Linked DNA regions of Mus musculus: region 1 is linked to region 2. A link is a loop called in an ENCODE intact Hi-C map of the cell type or tissue named here. Cell type or tissue: heart. All regions are shown on one strand. Links, peaks and the distances in the headings refer to the core of each region. The heading gives the core; the rest is flanking DNA. Region 1 overlaps App (amyloid beta (A4) precursor protein). Region 2 overlaps App (amyloid beta (A4) precursor protein).

Region 1 (10,272 bases), core at 1,217-9,216, 57 kb after region 2:
CGTGAACCCAAGGGTTTGCAGGAATCGACAAGCTCCAGGTTCGGGGAGAGACCCTGACTCAAGAAATAAGGTGGAGAGCTTTGAGAAATGCCTACCTACATCAACCTCTGGCCTGCGCATGCACATGTCCACATGCAAGAGCATGTGTGTGTACATGCATACACACACACACACACACACACACACACACACACACACACATGCACAGATACCAAATTTGGGGTTTTGTTCTTTCTATAATGGCACCTAAGTTTTGTTCTTCAAGGACTGTAAAACATTATCTCCAATGCATCTTTCTCTCGTTTCTAATGAAATCTGTTTTCCCCCTACTTCAATCCCCTATTTGCATATGCGAATAATTCAAAAACTCCTTTGAATTTCATTAATAGAATTCAATTTAAATGGTCTTACAGTGGAATGACTCTGTCCAAGCTGGGACTTCTGTCTGGGAGGAAAATAAGTCTGCCAATTCCCATCTTGATACCACAAGCCAGAGCCTGTCTCTGCTTGCTGAGTCTACCAGCAAGGTACCAAGGCTACCACAGAGAGAACCACAGACAGAGTGGATGGCACAACAAAAGTGTACTTTCCTGACCAGTGATGGAGGTTAGAAGTCTGAGACCAGGCTGTCAGCAGCCTTGGTTGCACCTGATGCCTCTCTCCTTGGTTTGTAGATGTTTGTGTTCTCCCATGGTCTCCCGGGGGTCTTACTATGTCCTGATCTCTTCCTTCTAAGGACATACTGGGCTACAGTCTGCCCACATGACTTCATTTGGCAGTAGTCATTATAGCCACAATCTGAAGCCTTGGATTTGATAGGGGCACATTGATACCCAGTAACAACAACACTGAGCAACAACAACAACAAAAAAAGGTGTGATGTTCTTACCAGAACTCCATTCACGCTGAGACATGGGAATTTTCTCGAAGGCTTCAGTATAACACACACTAATGCTGACTGCTTTGAGGTACTCTTTAGGCAGGCTTTGGGTAGCAAAAAATGATACCCCCTCACCTCCTAACCTAAGCCCCCTCTTAAACACCTTCCTGCAACCTGGACCGAGTGATTCTTTTGGGCAGTAACCAAGAGACACTGCCTCTTCAGAATGACAGAGGGAAAGAGGTTGACATGTTGATTCTAAAGAAACTTCGGCATCCTGGAAGGGTCACTGCTCGGCGTATCCAAGTGGCATCTTCTTGAGCGCCACTCAAGAAATGGTCTTGGTTTTCACTTGATTCCCTATAGACTCACTTTGTCCTGGAGAGGGATGCCGTGGAGAGTCTGAAATCTCTTTCCCTTTAACAGTCTGTGTTTCTGTCCGTGACGAGGCTTGGTCCAGCTCCGTATTGAGTCCACACTGGGACAGAGGGTTGAAATAGAACTCACTTGTACTGCTGTGCCTGTACCCTGCCCTTGGGGAGGTGTCATTTAGCTGGAGTGGTAGAACTAGGCCACCGAGAGCTACTCTTCAGCCTGGGGTGTCAGTATTGAAGCACGCTGCCATGGGCTTCAGCAAGCCCTTCATCTTTGAGTACCTCGGGAATGCGCAGGGTGGATGTCACCCTCTCCTGCCTGACTTTGGAGCGCTGCACACACTCGGCCACAGTGTCTCCACAGCCACAGGTTGAGCTCCCCACCCCCGCCCCGCCCCAACTGATCAAAAGTATTTAGGGAAAATAATGCACCTGAGCATGAACAGATTATTCCATAAATAATCACTATGACAACCATTTGCATTTAGATTGTATTTGGAATTATATGTCACAGTCATCTGGGGGTGCGTAGCCATGCTGTATAGGGGAGAATGTGTGTAGGTCATATGCAGATACCATGCGTTATTAAGCAAAGAACTTAAGCACCCTTCCTCTTTGGTTTTGGAACCCATCTCCTGTGTGTGCTGAAGAAACGCTGCACGTACGTGGAAATGACACTATTCCCGGCTCTACTTCATTTCCTTCATGGATGAGCAGACCTCATTCATGTCAGTAAGAACAAAAAGGGGCAACGAATGGACCGAGTGTCCCGGTCACTCAAGGCCACGTCTTTGTATTTTTCCATCACCTGGGCATGGTGGAAGCATGTGTCTCCTGAGTATCTCTTGTCCTCACAATGAAAGACTCCCATGGGTCACAAAGTAGCAAGCCTAGGAAAACTGTGGAGGGAAATGTGGGCATTCAAAGAAGCCTAGTGGCTATTATTATTATTATCATTTATTATTATTTTTGATACAGTAAATAGCCATCAGGCATGAGCAGTTGGTTTGGATTTTTTAAATATTTTTTATTACATATTTTCCTCAATTACATTTCCAATGCTATCCCAAAAGTCTCCCTTACCCTCCCCCCCACTTCCCTACCCACCCATTCCCATTTTTTTGGCCCTGGCATTCCCCTGTACTGGGGCATATAAAGTTTGCAAGTCCAATGGGCCTCTCTTTCCAGTGATGGCCGACTAGGCCATCTTTTGATACACATGCAGCTAGAGTCAAGAGCTCCGGGGTACTGGATAGTTCATAATGTTGCACCTACAGGGTTGCAGATCTCTTTAGCTCCTTGGGTACTTTCTCTAGCTCCTCCATTGGGGGCCCTGTGATCCATCCAATAGCTGACTGTGAGCATCCACTTCTGTGTTTGCTAGGCCCCGGCATAGTCTCACAAGAGACAGCTACATCTGGGTCCTTTCGATAAAATCTTGCTAGTGTATGCAATGGTGTCAGCGTTTGGAAGCTGATTATGGGGTAGATCTCTGGATATGGCAGTCTCTAGATGGTCCATCCTTTCGTCTCAGCTCCAAACTTTGTAACTCCTTGTGGTTTGGATTTTTAATACCTAAGAAGTAAATATTAATTTAACGATTTGCTTAACATGATGCCAAAGGTTCATTCTGCCAGGAAGGCTTCCTACTTTAGTAACAGCTATCATGGCCCTTGAGTATTGCCTCCTGAACATGCCCACAATTTCAGTCTGTTGCTAGAGGCACACAGTGGTCACAGAGGGATTGGCACAGTCCTCGAGGTAGCTTTGAGGGCCCTTGCTAGGAGGAAGGCTCATCCTTGTTCTTTGTTTAGCCGGAGGTTTCTCCCCAGACATGAATATTCACTTCCAGAATTCAAGACGATTGGGGATTAAAAGATGCCATTTGGACTCTTCTCCTCGGGTGCCTTTAAAAGCAATCTATTCGGAAGCCCAGAGCCCTGTGAACACTGAGGGCTAAGCTGTCCCCATGGCAGGAATCGTGAACCCCTTCTGCTTCCCAGCAGCAAAGGGCATGGAGGATTAGCACGCAAAGCAAACCAAGAAAAGACAGGGAATTGAGATGCCCGGACTGAGTCCGCTCTCGGAGCCTTGGATCTCCGGTGGGGCTCCCTTGAGCATTTATTTTGGAGTTTGAAGTCAGAAAACTAAATAACAGTACTAAACACGAAGGTGCTCTGCTGTTCTTGGAAAATGCAGAAGACTGTTGGCAGGCAGCTCGAGAGCCGCTGCCCCTCCTCGAGGTATAGACACACTAAGAAACAGCAGCTACATGCTTGATCTCCAAAGCAAGTTTATTTATTTATTTTTTTAATTCCCTTATTTGACATTTCAGTTATGGGGTCCTAGAGAGTGGAGAAAATGGCCAGGTTCAAGTGGCACAGGATTGCAGACAGGCTTGTCTCTAGCAAGCCGAACAGGAGGGTGACTGAATGCTCTCACTTTGGGGAGTTAATCTGTAGAGAGAAGGCATTTTAGCTTGCAAGCCTGTCGCCAATTAAATCGAGGTGACCTCATTTGTTGACAGCAGAGCAGATCACAGCAAACAGGAGGAGATGGGAAAAACACCTGTGTGTTTCTCCCAAGGGGCAGTGATGCTGAGCAGTGTTCTCTGAGTGCTAGCTCCTGGGTAGGCCTTGGTATAAGAGGAAAACACCCAGGCCCTTACTGGAGTGACCTGGAGACTGGACTGCAGGCAACTCTCACAGGAGGGAAGATGCGAGCAGCTCCCATCTGGATCCCACCTCGTGCAGATGGGAGGAGTCAGGGCGGATGAGCAGAAGGAAATGTCCCAGGACCTAAGGGCAGGGCAGCTCCTATTCCCACTGCCTTTGACTGTGTCCTGAAGTCTGTCCTGAAGTCTGTCTCGTGCCCAGCCTAAAAAGGACTAACTAGTTCTCTGAAGTGGGGTCACACCCAATGGCCATGAAGGAATTCATCTCTACAAGGCTCTCCACCTGAATTACTCCTTAGGTGGGACTAGGCGTGATCTGTGTGTATCATATGATCTATGTGTATCATACCACATGTCTGTCCATCACCTGGTAGGTAGGGCAGCACTGGCACCATGCATATCTGCCCCCCCCTTGTTGTTTTAGGAGCCACCATAACAGTAAGACAGTTGTGCAGGGTCTGAACTGTGCCACACTGGCAGTAGGCGGGGTGGGGGCAGGGGACAGAGACAAAGAGAAAGCTGGGGAATTGCCAGACATCATTTGACAGTGCTCAGCAATGGGAACTAGAGACCTCTGAAAAATGAGGCTGCAAGCTCCATTCAGTCCAGGACAGAATAAGAAATATCCCTGTGAAATGAATCCCATAGAACACACCTTAACTTTTCTGTGGGAAACATGGTTTATGCTATGTGCATACGGACAGAGTCCTCTCGTCTTCCAACGCGGCTTTACAGAGGCTTGGAGCTCATATTAATCCAGCAGACTCAAGCAAGCACCTCCTCTTCTCCTCACTGGGAGAGGTAGGACAAATATAGAAACAAGAAAAGCCATTAGCTACTGTAGAGAGATGTGTGCCCCGCACAGTCTGCAGAGACTAACACCTGCCCGGCTCTCCGTGACAATGGCTGAGGCAGATTATGTTTACCGTGCCGACCTGATCTTACAGCTGAAGCCTGCTGTAGAGCTCTGGCCTGGCGGAAATGAGGCCTGAATGCAACCCCCAGGACTACAAATCCTGTATGTGTAGGATGAATGGGTAGGTGGGTGGATGGATGGATGAGTGGATGGAAGGATGGATCGACAGACAGACAGATATGTATGTATGTATGTATGTATGTATGTATGTATGTATGTATAATTAGGATAGTGTGTCTATACAGTTTCCCTTTTTGTGTCAAGTAATACCCCCCTTTTTTCAAATTTTTATTAGATAATTTTTTCATTTACACTTCAAATGCTATCCCAAAAGTCCCCTATACCCTACCCCTGGTAATACACCTTTTATATACATACACTCACACACACACAGACACACACATACATCCATATATGTTACCTTTATTTATACCCCTTTTATATGTGTATGTGTGTATATATATACATATATATATATATATATATGTATATATATAATAAAAGACATATACATACATGTGTGTGTGTGTGTGTATCTTTTATTTAATAGGCTCTCAAAACTCTCATTAACATTTCTACAGAGATAAATGTACTTCGAAATGGCAGCAGATACCTGGGGCCCCACAAAGCGGAGTGTTATATTCTGCACAGATCTAAGCGTCACTCACAGTCATTCACAGTGCGGCTTTGTGAGATGTTCTTTCTCCTTCACCATCCCACAAACTCCAGTGCTGGCTGTTTCAGCCAATGTGCCCTGTGCAGACCCGAGTACTCGCCTCAAGAATTTCAGCACCACCTAGTGGCCAGATGCAGCATCGGCGTAAGCCATTGGCTCTGCCACGTGGTGTCAGAAGTTGGGGCTAAAGCTGATAAATCACGGTTGTTAAGTACTTTGGGGGCAAAGAAAAGAACTGCACACCGTGTCCTGTTACTGCCTACGAGTACTGTGCTCCTTTAAAGTCCTCGGTCTATTTTAAACCCGGATCTCTGTACCTGCTTTCTAGGTCGACGCCGCCGTGACCCCAGAGGAGCGCCATCTCTCCAAGATGCAGCAGAACGGATATGAGAATCCAACTTACAAGTTCTTTGAGCAAATGCAGAACTAAGCCCCACCCGCGCCACAGCAGCGGCCTCTGAACTTGGACAGCGAAACCATTGCTTCACTACCCATCGGTGTTCATTTATAAAATAACGTGGAAAGAAACAAACCCTTCCGTTTATTTACTCACCCTCGGCTTTTGACAGCTGTGCTGTAACACAAGTAGATGCCTGAACTTGAATTAATATACAAATCAGTAATGTATTCTCGCTTTCTCTCTTTACATTCTGGTCTCTACATTACATGATTCATGGGTTTTGTGTACTGTAAAAAAAAAAATTAGCTGTATCAAACTAGTGCATGAATAGATTCTCTCCTAATTATTTATCACATACATAGCCCCTTAGCCCGTTGTATATTATTCTTGTGGTTTGTGGCCCGGAAAAAACTCCTACTTGAAATATGCTTTAAAAATCGATGGGGGATGCTTCTTGTGAACGTGGGCGTCTAGCTGCTTCTCCTACGTATTCTTTTCCTGATCACTATGCATTTTGAACATTTTTTTAAGTATTCCAAATGACTTAGAAAATTCTTTTTCCATGACTGCATCTTACTGTACAGATTGCTGCTTCTGCTCTCTTTGTGATATAGGAATAAGAGGATACACATTGATTTCTTTGTGCCTGTTTTATGTGCACACATTAGGCATTGAGAATTTGAACATTTTTTTTGTCCATGTATCTTTGGATCTTTGATAAAAAAAAATTAAAAAAAAATTATCCCTGTTCATCATAAGCACTTTTACGGGTGGGGGGAGGGAGTGTTCTGCTGGTCTCCAATTACCAAGAATTCTCCAAAAATTAATTTTCTGCAGGATGATTGTACAGAATCATTGCTTATGCCATGATAGCTTTCTACACTGTATTACATAAATAAATTAAATAAAATAACTCCAGGCAAGACGTTTCTTTGAAGGGTGATTGTGTGGGAGGGAAAAGGCAAGATCCCTGCATTTATCAACCCAAGGCGCTTCGTTTAATAATACTGACAGAGAATGAAAAGCCAGGAAGAGAGTAAGAGGGAAGAGAGGGCACCCTGAGACACCCCTGAGGGTTTGTATAAAATTGTGTTTTCATAGGAATACCTTAGACTGGTATGATTGTATGGTGAGAGTTTATTGCTTAGTCATCTAGACCCGTGAGAACACCTCATCTGGTCACTCACACCTAACCTGTGAGTCTGATGAGGAAATTGTGGGCGCACACAGCTCTTAGTGCTGGTAAACTAACTGGTGGAGTTTGTTGTTTTTAAAAGGCTGTGCTTCCCTGGCTTGGTTCTTCCTTTCTGTCTTAGTCAGGGTTTGTATTCCTGCACAAAACATCATGGCCAAGAAGCAAGTTGGGGAGGAAAGGGTTTATTCAGCTTACACTTCCACATTGCTCTTTTGTTTATCACCAAAGGAAGTCAGGACAGGAACTCACACAGGGCAGGAACTTGGAGGCAGGAGCTGATGCAGAGGCCATGGAGGATGCTGCTTACTGGCTTGCTTCCCCTGGCTTGCTCAGTTTGCTTTCTTATAGAACCCAAGACTACCAGTCCAGGGATGGCACCACCCACAATGGGCCCTCCCCCCTTGATCACAATAATTGAGAAAATGCCTTACAGCTAGATCGCATGGAGGCATTTCCTTGAGGGAGGCTCCTTTCTCTATGATAACTCCAGCTTGTGTCAAGTTGACACACAAAAACTAACAGGTTCCAAATGTGAAACACACACACACACACACACACACACAAACAAAACAAAAACAGAGAAAAGCTGTAGAGTTTTGATTTGGGGGTTTTGTTTTTTGTTTTGTTTTGTTTTGTTTTGTTTTTCGCTTTCAAGCTAGGGTCTCAAGTATCCCAATCTAACCTTTAACTCATGTAGCCAAAGATGGCCTTATCCTCCTGATGGTCCTGCCTCTACCTTGCAAATATTGGGACTGCAGCATGCGCCATCGTGCCCTGTGTATATGAAGTGCTGGGATTTGACTTCAAGGCTCCCTGTATGCTAAGTAAGTTCTCTACCAAGTGAGCTACATCCCCAGGCCCTGGAAATGATGGGTAGAGCAGCTGATAGTCTGCAGCAAGCTCTGGACCTGGGCACTCCCCACATTTTTGGGGGAGTCACTCTTATTCGTGGGGATACGAACGTTCTAGGATATTTAACCGCATCCGCCTGATTCTAACCAGAAATGTCTCCCGAGCTGTATGATGTCTCACACGCCTGTGACTCCAGTGCTTGGGAGGGAAGCAAGAGACCAGGCCTGCCTGGAAAACAGGGTGAGATCCTGTCTCAAAGAGTGAGAAGCAGAAGTGTTTCCAGAAGACGTTCTCCAACACCAGAAGACGGATCAAGTGTCCAGATCCTGCCAAACATCTCTTACGGAAGCGAGTTACAAACCACTGATCTATAAACAGTATTTTGACCTTTATATTATGTGGCATGTGTTGTATATGATACAATGAACGTGCGTTTGAGTTTCAAAGGACTACTGGCTGGGAAGTGTGTGCCTTCCACTCTGTGTGGTCTGGAATCAGACTCAAGTCATCAGGCTTGGCAGCAAGTACTTTTACCCACTGAGCCTTCCTACCATCCTTCATTTTAGCTTAATGGCCTGTGCACACAACCTTTTATTGAGGATGCTTGTATTAATTCCAGCTGCTATAAGAATAAACAATAGACAAAGACTAAATGTCTAAACTTCACATTTTTCTATTCTATCAGGGAAGAAGATTGTGATGGCCGTGTTTGGGTTCTAGAAGAGACTTCTTCCTAGCTTGCACCTGACCGACTCCTCACATGATGGTGAGGGAAGTCTCTAGTGCTTCATCTTCCTTGGGTGTTAACCCCATCTTGAGACCTGACCTGACCTAGCCCTAGGCACTTCCCAAACATCCCATCTCTACATGTCATCATTGAGAACTGGGGTTTCAATGTAAATTTAAATCCAGCTGCTCTTCCAAATGTCAGGGAGCACATTGTTCCTCCTTTATTGTCCTGTATCTCAAGAACGTAGGGATCAGCCAAACACTTGTACCATGTGCTAGAGTCATGGTGGCACACAGCTTGTGGGAGTAACCAGCCAATAACTGATTTGATTTAAGGCCCTCTCCACAGGGTGTAAGAGACCAGATAGCCTTGGGACCTAGGGGAAGAACAAATAATAATGGTCTTTTAAAAAGAACAAAAAAGTGATAATGAATCAGCCAAGCACCTTTTAGCTTTACATCACAATATTTTAAACGATGTTTCAGTATACCACTATAGTATGGACAAACTGGGTGGAAACACCTGAGGGTTAAATTTTTCACAGAAGAATTAGGTGTGACTACACCGAAAACACAGGACAAATTGTGAGAATAAGATATTATCATTTTGCCTGGCCTAGTGAGAGGTGATAGGATAATTCTAAGACATTTACATCTAGTACATTTCTACTGATGTCAACGAAATTGAAAGCTGACTCCCATACATAGTTATGTATGACACTTAAAGTCCAGGCCAGCCTTCAGTTGTAGTGACCGTAAGTTTTAGTTTAATTTTTTAATTTTTCCCCAAGGAGGTAAGATTTGAAAGTGTGGTGTGACTTTCCCACAGGAGACATAAGCAAACATCTATCCCAGAGAGATCATCAAGAACAAAGAAATAATTTTCCTGAAGTCTAACGGCAAACATTGTGTTTATTGGGATTACCACGGGGGAAATGGATGGAGCACTAGTTACAGAGGCATGGTTGACTCAAGAGTAGCTATATCACCAAAAGGCCCACCTCTGAGGAAAGATGCAACCAGCTCTCTGCAGGCTCCTCTCTCCCCAACAGTGTGCTCGTATAACCTTGAGAAGGAAGGGGGACTTGTTGATATTGTTTCAGGAGCTTTCCTAGATTGGTGGTCATTTGGCTCCTGAGTCTAAAGAAGTCTCCTGGACAGAATGATCTTGATAAAGAACACACTAGCACTCATCAGGGTGCTAGGACAGGGACTTTGGTGTGGTTAGCAGGGTGAATGACACAGGGTATCTAAGAAGAGCTTAGTTTGTATTTATCCCCAGTGACGTTGAGACTTTCTTGTGCTCAAAGGCTATTTTACAGTTCAAAATTTCAATTTATATCTTTTGTATTCAGACTTAATGTCTATATTAGTATCCACTTGGCAACTCTTCTGTGTCACATTTCTACTTGCAGAGTAGGTTTTTGTCTACAGTCTTAGGGTTTTAAGGCTGTGAACAGATACCATGACCATGGCAACTCTTATAAGGACAACATTTAATGGGACCTGGCTTAAAGGTTCAGAGGTTCATAAAGGTGGGAACATGGCAGCATCCAGGAAGGCATGGTACAGGAGG
Region 2 (10,272 bases), core at 1,336-9,335:
CGAGGCCTGCTGTGCTATTGCTCTGTATCAGGCTCTGGGGGATTTTCAGGGAAAGTTAGGAATATCTTTCCAAAACACACAAAGAAGTAGTGGTGTTAAGCGAGATAAGAGCTTGAAACCATGTGAACACATTCTTTCTTTAATTATCACCAGGCTTATTAGAAGATAAGGATGAATTCAGAAGGCAGACCCATGAATATCATAAAAGCCCAACTTGTACCTAATACCTTGAATCACTTTTCAGTAATCTTCTAATGAGATTGACAGGGGACGTTCCTATCTTCTATTTCTCCTTTCTGCTTCAGACCTTTAGCAAAGTACAGCCTCCTGCCAAGAGCCTAGGACCAGAAATGAGATACAGTAATCTAAATCCAGATCTTCTCCTCTGTTAAAAAGAACTGCAGTCAGAGTGCTCCACAAATTCAGTCCTGTTATCTGCCCTGGCCACAGTTTCATTTTTGCACAATTTTAGTTTCTTATGGTCATCGCTGTCTCAGAATATTAAATGGAAAATTCCAAGTGCCAGCCATAAGTTTTTAATAGCTTTTATTTCACCATATTGCTGTTGTTTTATTGGGGAGTGTTGGTGTTTTACTGACTAATTTATAAATCAGTCTTCATCATAGACATGTGTGTATAGTACCAAGCACAGTCAATGTACAATCGGTACCTGTCCCTGAGTTTACAGAACTAGGAATTCAGATGAGAACTCCCAGAACAGTTTTTCACTCTCCAGTTGCATCATTGTCAAGCCTATCTGCGCCTTGATAGAAATCTATCATGTTAAATTCTAAGATGGGCTCACATAGTGGCCAAGGGTACAGAGCTATGGAGGCAGACAGCTTTTGGGGGAACACTAAGTGTCTATGCCACCTGGACTTGTGTGTCCCTTACATCATCCCTTCAGGCCAAGCATTAACATCCAACTAGTCAACTGACGAAACTTTTTCATCCTGAAATTCCTACTCCCCTTCTCTCTCTCTCTCTCTCTCTCTCTCTCTCTCTCTCTCTCTCTCTCTCTCTCTCTCTCTCCCCCACCCCCCTGGGGACGGTTTATGTCCATTGTGTATGGCTCTGTTTGTATTCTAAGGCACAGGAACGTGGCCTGTACCCCGCATATTTCAAGTACAGAGCACCAATGCCGGGTTGGGCACCATGGATCGGAGCTCCTGATGGAGCTCCTGATAGACAGGAAGTGAGATCTAATCTGGACCTGTGGCTGTCACTTTGAAGAGAGGGATCTAGCATAATAACGGAGTATACTGAATGCAACTACTGGGTTTTGAACAGCAATTCAAGGTAGAACAGAGAAAGGGCACCAAATTCCACTTAGAATTGCCAGGAGAATGCCTCAAAGTTATATATATGCTTAATAAATAAATATATATGTGTATATATATATATATATATATATATATATATATATATATATATATACAAATTATAATACACAGTGTACATTTTGGGGCCGTGCACAAAACATGCTAATTTGATATATATCACATTACCATGTTTTATATATATATGTGTGTGTGTGTGTGTGTGTGTCACTATATATAACCTTGAAGCATTATATAATATAATATATATAATAATATATGATAATAATATACTATAAATTATATATAGTATAATAAAAACACTGTAATTCACCCTCCTATTTACTCCACATATACACTCACATGTGCAAACATGTACATAGCACATATACTGGTTCATATATGCATATACGCATGCATATGTACTTAACATACATAGTTTCTGGTAATAAGTTCCATACCATCCAACTGTTTCTCTAGGTGTTGAACACACATTATTTAATAGCTGTATTTGTCTAAACATTCCTGGCATGTCTTCGTGAAGGATGTATACCCTTGTGCATCATCGTCTGAAATCCTAGGCAGGATACCAACAGCAGCAGAATTGCTCGAGACAAAGGAAACTTAAATCCTTTTTAAAAAATGTCTTCATGTAAAACCTGAATAAATTGAAGTAGAACCAGTTAGAATAAAAACACACCCAAGAAGCACCTAAGAAAAAACTTAATTGTTTCTGGGAGTTTTAGCATCTGATTGTTTGAAAAGAGCTTAATTCAATTTCAAAGTAACATAACTACAGTTCAATGAGGGCCTTTGTTCTGGGGAAAGATAATGTTTCATGGGGCTTATCAGGCATTCCTTGCCCGACAGTTGAAGAGTAGTTAGATTGTCTGTTATTTTCTTATTTTGATTATTGCACCACTGTAAGTTACTAATGAAAGGATTATTTGGGAAGCACTAATTCTGGTCTTGGGGCTGTGCACAAACATGGTAATGTAATCTCATGAACACTCCATGAATATTTCTGTGGTTAAATAGAAGGATCTTACTGAAAACTGAGAAATCCAAAGCTTATTCTCCCTCTACAGCAGAAAGCAGCTATTTAGAAAGAGCGTGCTGATTTAGGACAGTGTCAGAAATACTAAACACGCATATAATTCGTAAAGAGGAAAAACAGGCTGGGTATCCATTTATGAAGAATTGGGAGAATTCCCTTGCAGTGCACACATCATGGGACCCTTGAACTCAATGCTAGTGGAAGAAGTGATGTTTTGCTCACACTTGAAACCCATGTTCTTGCGGTTTTCCTCACAGCCTCATCATGTGTTCAACATGCTGAAGAAGTACGTCCGTGCGGAGCAGAAAGACAGACAGCACACCCTAAAGCATTTTGAACATGTGCGCATGGTGGACCCCAAGAAAGCTGCTCAGATCCGGTCCCAGGTAAGCCCTGAGTGGGGGAACCTTCTGCAGCTTACAGTCCAGTTGTTGCTTCCTCAGTTTGTTGGGAAGATAATTACCTCCCTCTAGAGCACCTATGGTGAGGGTGTTGTATCTCTTTGTCAAGAGTTCTTTAATATCTGAAACTCTAAAAGCTAATCTTCAGAACACACAGTTCTACAAGGCTTAACATGTGGAGGCAGAAGGATGGATAGTTCAAGGCCAGCTCGGCTACTTGAGAGAGATGCTGTCTCAAAGAGGTGAGAAGCAGAGAGATGACTCACCAGTTAAGAGTGCTTGCTCTTCTTGCTGAGGACCTGAAGTTAGTGCCCAGCCCCCACATTTCACCACCACTTAAAACTCTAGGTTCAGGGGATATGACACTATCTTCTGGCTTCCTCTGGTTCCTGCACAAATATCTGAGTGCACACAAACACACATACATACACACATACATAAATAAGCTGAATCTTCTACAAAAGGAAGGGTGTTTTAGTACTGTGTGCCTTGACATTTTCGAAGTTTCCCCCAGTAATATGGAATATAAATTCTGAAGTGTTGAGAGCAGCCAAAATTTTTAATGCTAGCCATTCATCATTTAATGCTAGCCACCAGGTCTGGGAAGTGGCTCACAGTTGACAAAGTGGGAACCAGAGTTTGGATGCCACTGAGTGTGGTAACCCACCAGTAATTCTAGCACTGAGGAAGCTCAGATGGGATCCGTGGAACAAGTTGGTTAGCTAACATAGTCGTATTAGTGAGCTCTGGGTCCGACTGAGAGGCTCTGCCTCAGTGAACAAGGTGCAAAGCAGTAGAAGAAGATTCTCAGTGTGAGCCTCAAGCCTCTACACACTCCCACTTGAGTGTGCATCCACGTGTTCAGTTAACACGCAAACATTCATACATGCACACATACATACATAAATAAACAAAAAATAAAAGAATAAAGTCACCAAAATGGAGAAAATGATAACTCAGTAAACAGAAAGCTGTGTACTCTAATCAGTAAACTATGCCCAGTCCTGGCAAACTCCATTGTAACTACCATGTTTAGGGTTGCTAGAGTCTAGATGAAGATTTGTAATTATTTTCTGCTTTCTCATTCCCAGAGGTTGAAAAACTAGGGTCTGCCTCCAGAAATCTAAGATTTTAAATTTTCTCAAATGAAATAAAACTAAAAATTGCATTTGCCTTCTATACAAAATATCCAATCAAATTGAAATATTCCTATGTATTAGAAAATCTTCAAAGGTATTTCTGTAGGGACTAGGGTATTTAGGAAGCTTCAGTGGTCGGAGTGTGGTGACTGATGTGGTCGTTGAAATCGACTGTTACAAGCATGCAGGCTACTGGTAAATACTGAGGAATGAGAGAATAAAAAAGAGGCAAAGAAACCAAAAGCCCCTTTACTTCAGTGTTCCAGCTGTGTGTGTGTGTGTGTTGGGCGTGGTCTTTGTCACTGTTTCCTTAGCAGAGATTGTTCATGTGGAGGTGCCATCTTCTAACAGGTTATGACACACCTCCGTGTGATCTACGAGCGCATGAACCAGTCTCTGTCCCTGCTCTACAATGTCCCTGCGGTGGCTGAGGAGATTCAAGATGAAGTCGGTAAGTGAGCTGTCCTTCGGATGTTCTCCGAGAGATAGGCTTACCCCCAGAACACATCAGGGCTGAGAGTCTTCTGTGTCTGTCACCTGTGCCCAGGTGCCTACGCGTTGTACAGTACATTTTGTGGGTTGGTGGAGGGAGGGGGGGTTTCACACGTGTGTGAATGAGTCTAAAATCCTTCAGTGCACATGGCAACCAGGGGAAGGAAGATACCAGGTGTTGGAAGATACTAGGTGTTGGAAGATACCACCAGGTGTTCTACTCTATCACCCCGTTCTCATGGGACAGTTGCTATCTGAACCTAGAGCTTGGGTGGTGGCCAGCAAAGCCCCGTGATTTCCCTTAATGGTGCTGGGATTCCGGGGCCACATGCTTATACATGGATGCTGAGGGTTGAAGCATAGCTCCTCTCATTTACACAGCAGGCAATCTCGCCCATTCTGCCCTCTCTAGCCCCAGATCGCCTCTTACAGTGAATCTCACCTTGGCTGCTGCTTCAGCTCTTAACTTTCAATGCCTGTGAGACCTAAAGATGTAACCTGGTATAGAGAAGACCTTGAAGTCTTCAAGCAGTGAATCAGTTGTTGAATCCCATGTCAACAGTGATATTCTAATTTATCCAATCTTGTAGGTAGATACTCACTAGGCTTCTCTACTTTATAACTAAGCACAGTAGTTTTAGCCTACCCTGTGTATCGAGAGCTCAACTCCCCATTTGTTTTTCACTTCCTTAAATTTCTTGTGACTGCACGTTTCAGTTATGTTTGGAAGACAGAGATCAGTAATAAGTCCTCTATATAAGAAGTCAAGAACTGGGTACAGTAATCCATGCCTGTAATTGTGGCACTTGTGAGGCTCAAACAGGGAATTGCTTCAAGTTCAAGTCCAGCTGGTACTACGGAGTGAGTTCAAGTCCAGTCTAGGATACACAGTGAAACCTATCTCAAGGAAAAGATAAAAATAAAATAAATATATATAAATGAAAACAGATCTCCACAAGGGAGAAAAATTCAAAACATAACTCATAATCTTACTGAATTGAAGTTAAAATTTCTAGATGTGTGCATTAAATGAGTGTGCTTTGTGGTTAGCGTCACCCTCTTATCCTGTGTGACTTACATTAAGGTAGCATTAGCAATATCAAACTATAGAACAATAAGCCATTAGAAAGGAACTGTACCTAAACCCGCTAATTACAGTTGGCACTCTCTGGTTTCTAATTTGCTCTTTGTAGAGCTTCTCATTTGGCATTGTGCTCCTCTAAATATTAGCCACAAGTGAGTCGGACAGATGGCGACTCAAATCCCTCAGTGCTGCAAAATACCCAAGAACGGGACCACCCAGTAACTTAAAATCTCAGTGGCAGAGAGATGGTTAACTAGAATCACACTTGGGTTTCTGTTCTTTCTTTCAATAAAGTAAGAAACTGCCATGGGGGTAGATCAGGAACAATTACGTAAAAACTAGGACTGGAGGGATGGCTCAGTGAGTAAAGTGCTTACTGGACGTTTAGAAGACCTGGATTGAGATCCCTCGCACCAACATTTAAAAAAAAATGTCAGTCATGATGACATGTGCCTGTAAGCCTACTGTAGGGGCAAAAGCAGGTGGATCGCAGGGGCTTGCTGGCCAGCGCTACTGCACCTGTGTCAGTCGATAAGGAGAAGAAGCCATTGAAGAAGGCATCCCAACATCAACCTATCAGCCTTCGTGCACACACACACACACACACACACAAGATTCCTGTCATTCTACATATACTGGAGACCACATACTTACAGAAAATCTTTCTAAGATCTTTCTCTTGGAATCCTGGATGCTATCATCTTAAGATAGTTGTTTACATAGGAAAAACCACTTGCTGCAATGAACACATTACAGCCTGTCCACTACAGGCCTGTGTGCCCTTTAAGCTCCTGACACAAAAGCTTGAGGTACGAGTTCTTCAAGGACAATGGGCTTCCTTGGTTGTCCTTAGTGGGCTTCCTGAAGAACTGTGACACAAACAAGCAAATGAACAGCCAGTAAAACTCTCCATCACATCGATGCAGACAAACCCAAAATCGGCTCTGTATGCTGCTCACAAAATCCTTTATATTTTAATCTCTTTACTTTTGTTCATATTTGAAGTATTCCATAATGAAAGTGTGATTTGTTTGTTGTTATCCAATGCAAAGAAGAACCTCATAGAGTCCTTCCGATTGGCACCTTACAGTAGACACAGTCGTCTGTGGATTCCGTTCACCCACCATTTTTCCCTAAGTTATCAAACTTGAGGTTTGAATCAGTTCGGTATAGATAAGGAGAAAGCCACACTTCAGTTGGCAGAAGGGTGAGATGGGAAATATAGAGATGCTCGTGTGTTTTGGGTAAACGTTGGCGCCTTTGTGCACCTCAACTAGGATAAGCTCAATTCAGTCTACAGCTTGGAAAGAATGCAGCATTCTACTGCTTAACACTCATGGTTGCTTTCTGAGTAAAGGGTTTTAGGCTGAGGATCTGCCAGTATCAGTTTTTCTTTAATGACACAGGTGTATCTCTCTCAGTGAATTATGCTTCCAACCTTAAATCTCTATTATAGGCCAAAATGGGTGAGAAGGGGGCCTTAACTACAAAGAAGTTATGCTGTGTGGTTGGAGGTGGGGACTGGAATCAAGCCTGTAAGAAAGAATAAATAAACAAACCAACCATACTGACTAGGAATCATGCTGCCAGGGAATTCTGGCCCTGATCATGTTACCCCATTGTGCTTCCCTGAGGCAGCCCATCTGGTTAGGCTACAGCCAGCTCTAGTAAATCCCAAATCGGTAGTTCTAGTAACCACACACATATGGGTGGCCTTCCGTCATCCAGCATCTTGTGTGCCTGAGAGACTCTGGACCAGTCCTTCTCAACCTTCCTGATGCTGTGACCCTTTAATACAGTTCCTGATATTATGGTGACCCCCCCCAACCATATAATTATTTTGTTCCTATTTCATAACTGTAATTTAATATTATGAATTATAATGTAAGTATCTGATATGCAGGATATCTGATATGCAACCCCCGCAATGTGGTCACAACCCACAGTTTGAGAACCAGCTTCGGTAGACTCTGGAACCACACATTTGACCTTGTCCTGCTTCCATGGTCTCAGGAACTTCCGGCCGAATATCTGAGCCTTTACCTCGCATTGGCCGCCTCACCCAAATTCTCCCTCTGGATGGCCTGAGCAGGACAGGTGTCCTGTCCTTGGAAAGTCGCATCCCTCAGGATCCAACTGAAAGCCTCAGCAGCTCTGTAAAGTCTTCACCGATAACCTCAGAGGGCAGAGCAGGAAGCAATGGTTTGATGAGCTCAGACGGGTCTGCCCATGACATCAGTGTCTAGGTATATTGTGAAAGGTCACCTTGGAGTACTGGACCAGCGCATATAGAAGGAGCAGGAGGTCTAGGGGAGGAGTCCGGGCCCTCGGTCCCTCAGACATTAGGTGTGTCCACGTTCAGCAAGGTTTTCTTGTATTTTGCACAAAGGCGGCATACGGGCTAATATCAATGGTGAAGAATTCTGTGGCAGTATCTCCAGCTCATAATTGAAGAAACTGGATCCTAGAGAGGCCACTTAGGATGATAGTGGAGGAATAAAACTGACTCTGAGGCCAGGGTCTTGCCTGAATCCCACATCTGTGTTCTCTCTGGCACCCATTGTCTTGCACCGTGAGTTCTCTTCTCTTTAACCTTAGGGTCTACACATAGGGTTTAAACCTGGGAGGCCATACTCTAGCTTGTGTTGATTTCTATGTTTCTATCACAGCAATGTCCAATCCGCTGAGCTCTGCTGCCATCCATGGTCTTTGACTGTGGTTCTAGCAGACAGCCTGGTGTGCTTTAGAGATTTCCGTTGCTGTAGTCTAGGAATGAGGCAAACCGTCACGCTTTGAGGTCGCTGTCCCTTAAATTATGAGATGATCTGTTTCTTGATAATGCCCAAACCTCCATGCTAAGCTCCTTCCTTGACCCCTCCCATACCCATTGCACGAAGTACCTCCCTTTCTGCTGTGACAATGTTCCCTAAAGCTGTTATGGTTGATCTACCCAACAGAATGATGTCATCGGGCAGTGGCAGCAAAGTAAAGAATAAAGCAGATTTCCCAGAACCCTTTTTTAACACTGTATAAGGAGGTTTGGGTCGCAGCCTTGACACTGTGTCCTGTGGTCATCTCCAGAGTTTACACAGTCACATGGTTGGTTGATTGGTTGATTAACCATGCATCTGATTTGGTTCTCCTAAGTATTGTCTAAACTGCTGTTAGTTCTTTTTACAAAAGGCTGACCTTTTATTATCTTGCCGTTTTTAGTCCAGCTTAAATTATTATTCACAAGTCCCAAAGCACACATACTAGTTACTATTTTCTTTTTCAAAGGTTTGCATGTAAATTATGAAGCTTTCTTGTTCAGAAAGGTTGTAAGAAATGTTGATAAAGAGGGGACATTGCCTTACGTCTTCTAAATCCTGTCTAGGAATGTGCTGTTCAATTCAGTGATGACTGAGTTACCGTTCTGATGAAATGCAGCTGCTCAGAGTTCCTGCCCATGCAAATCGTCGTCACTTCAGTCCCCACAGCTCTTCAGCTCAACGCTGATTTGGCCCACTTGCCATTCTAAGCCATTAGATGTTTTTGTCCCTTGTAATTTCCCTTAAGTCCCTTAAGTCCTTGCTAAATTGGTTCTGGCATTGAGGAATTTTTTTTATCATTGTCCCTCAAGATTCTTCAGATTGCAGCCACCTCAAGGCTGTAAAACTGTAGCAGCATTTCATTCCGAGATGTCTGTCTCACACAAGGCTGTCCTGACCAATTTATGAGTTAAACAGAAGGAAGGAAGGAAGGAGGAAGGCAGCTCTAATTGTTTCACACTGGTTTATCATTTAAATTAATAAAAAAAGTGAAATACTAAAAACCAGAAAGACCGGTGACTGGGTAAATCCGTGGTTAGTGGGGCTGGTATGGAATGATGTGCCAAGGAGACAAGAAAGCCACTTTCATGGAAGAGTGCTTACTGTTGTTACAACTTTGCTTTTTATTACAATTTCACTGTGGCCTCTTGATAAAAATGTCCAGCCTCCAGGGAAAAAAATCCAGCATGTCTATTTCAGGGACAGTGTCTCTGTTGTCTGTGCCTATGTGGAGCTGGTTACAAATCCAAATTGGGTTTAAAGTCGAATATTTACAACTCTTCTCAGTCTGACAAAATAGAAGAGTGAGTTAGTACTGCCTGAGAATTATTTACCATCCCGTGGGTACTTGTCAGTTAAGAGAGAGCATTAGTTTCGGCTCCAAACTTTGTCTCTGTAAGTCCTTCCATGGGTGATTGTTTCCAATTCTAAAAAGGGGCAAAGTGTCCACACTTTGGTCTTCATTCTTCTTCAGTTTCATGTGTTTTGCAAATTGTATCTTATATCTCGGGTATACTAAGTTTCTGGGCTAATATCCACTTATCAGTGAGTACATATCATTTGAGTTCCTTTATGATTGCTATTGGATGGAGCACAGCACCCCCAATGGAGGAGCTAGAGAAAGTATCCAAGGAGCTAAAGAGATCTGCAACCCTGTAGGTGCAACAACATTATGAACTAACCAGTACCCTGGAGCTCTTGACTCTAGCTGCATATGTATCAAAAGATGGCCTAGTCGGCCATCACTGGAAAAAGAGGCCCATTGGACATGCAAACTTTATATGCCCCAGTACAGGGGAATGCCAGGGCCAGAAAATGGGAATGGGTGGGTAGGGAAGTGGGGGGAGGGTATGGGGGACTTTTGGGATAGCATTCTAAATGTAACTAAGGAAAATACGTAATAATAAAAAATATTTACAAAAAAAGAGAGAACATTACTGAGAGAGAGAGAGTGTGTGACGCCCCAGGAG

The links. Peaks named below come from ENCODE experiments on the same cell type or tissue, not always from the same donor. Only the 100,000 strongest peaks of a DNase experiment are listed, where the experiment ranks them.
Region 1: a loop joins it to region 2, with 2.1 times the contacts of the local background. A loop is called at or near these places in 7 of 42 quality-filtered maps.

The regions. Positions count from the first base shown.
Region 1 is chr16:84,951,009-84,961,280 of GRCm38, reverse strand. App (amyloid beta (A4) precursor protein) reads left to right here. Exons shown (of 18, transcript NM_001198823.1): 18 at 5,849-6,845. The coding sequence ends at 5,950. Among named protein-coding and RNA genes, the nearest start is that of Gm10791, 16 kb to the left of the region's middle. In heart, for the core only: no CTCF peak of the experiment used is centred there; DNase peaks (open chromatin) are centred at 3,890 and 5,640; H3K4me3 peaks cover 287 bases; H3K27ac peaks cover 251 bases.
Region 2 is chr16:85,007,722-85,017,993 of GRCm38, reverse strand. It overlaps App (amyloid beta (A4) precursor protein), which reads left to right. Exons shown (of 18, transcript NM_001198823.1): 12 at 2,634-2,762; 13 at 4,268-4,367. Among named protein-coding and RNA genes, the nearest start is that of Gm10791, 41 kb to the right of the region's middle. In heart, for the core only: no CTCF peak of the experiment used is centred there; no DNase peak of the experiment used is centred there.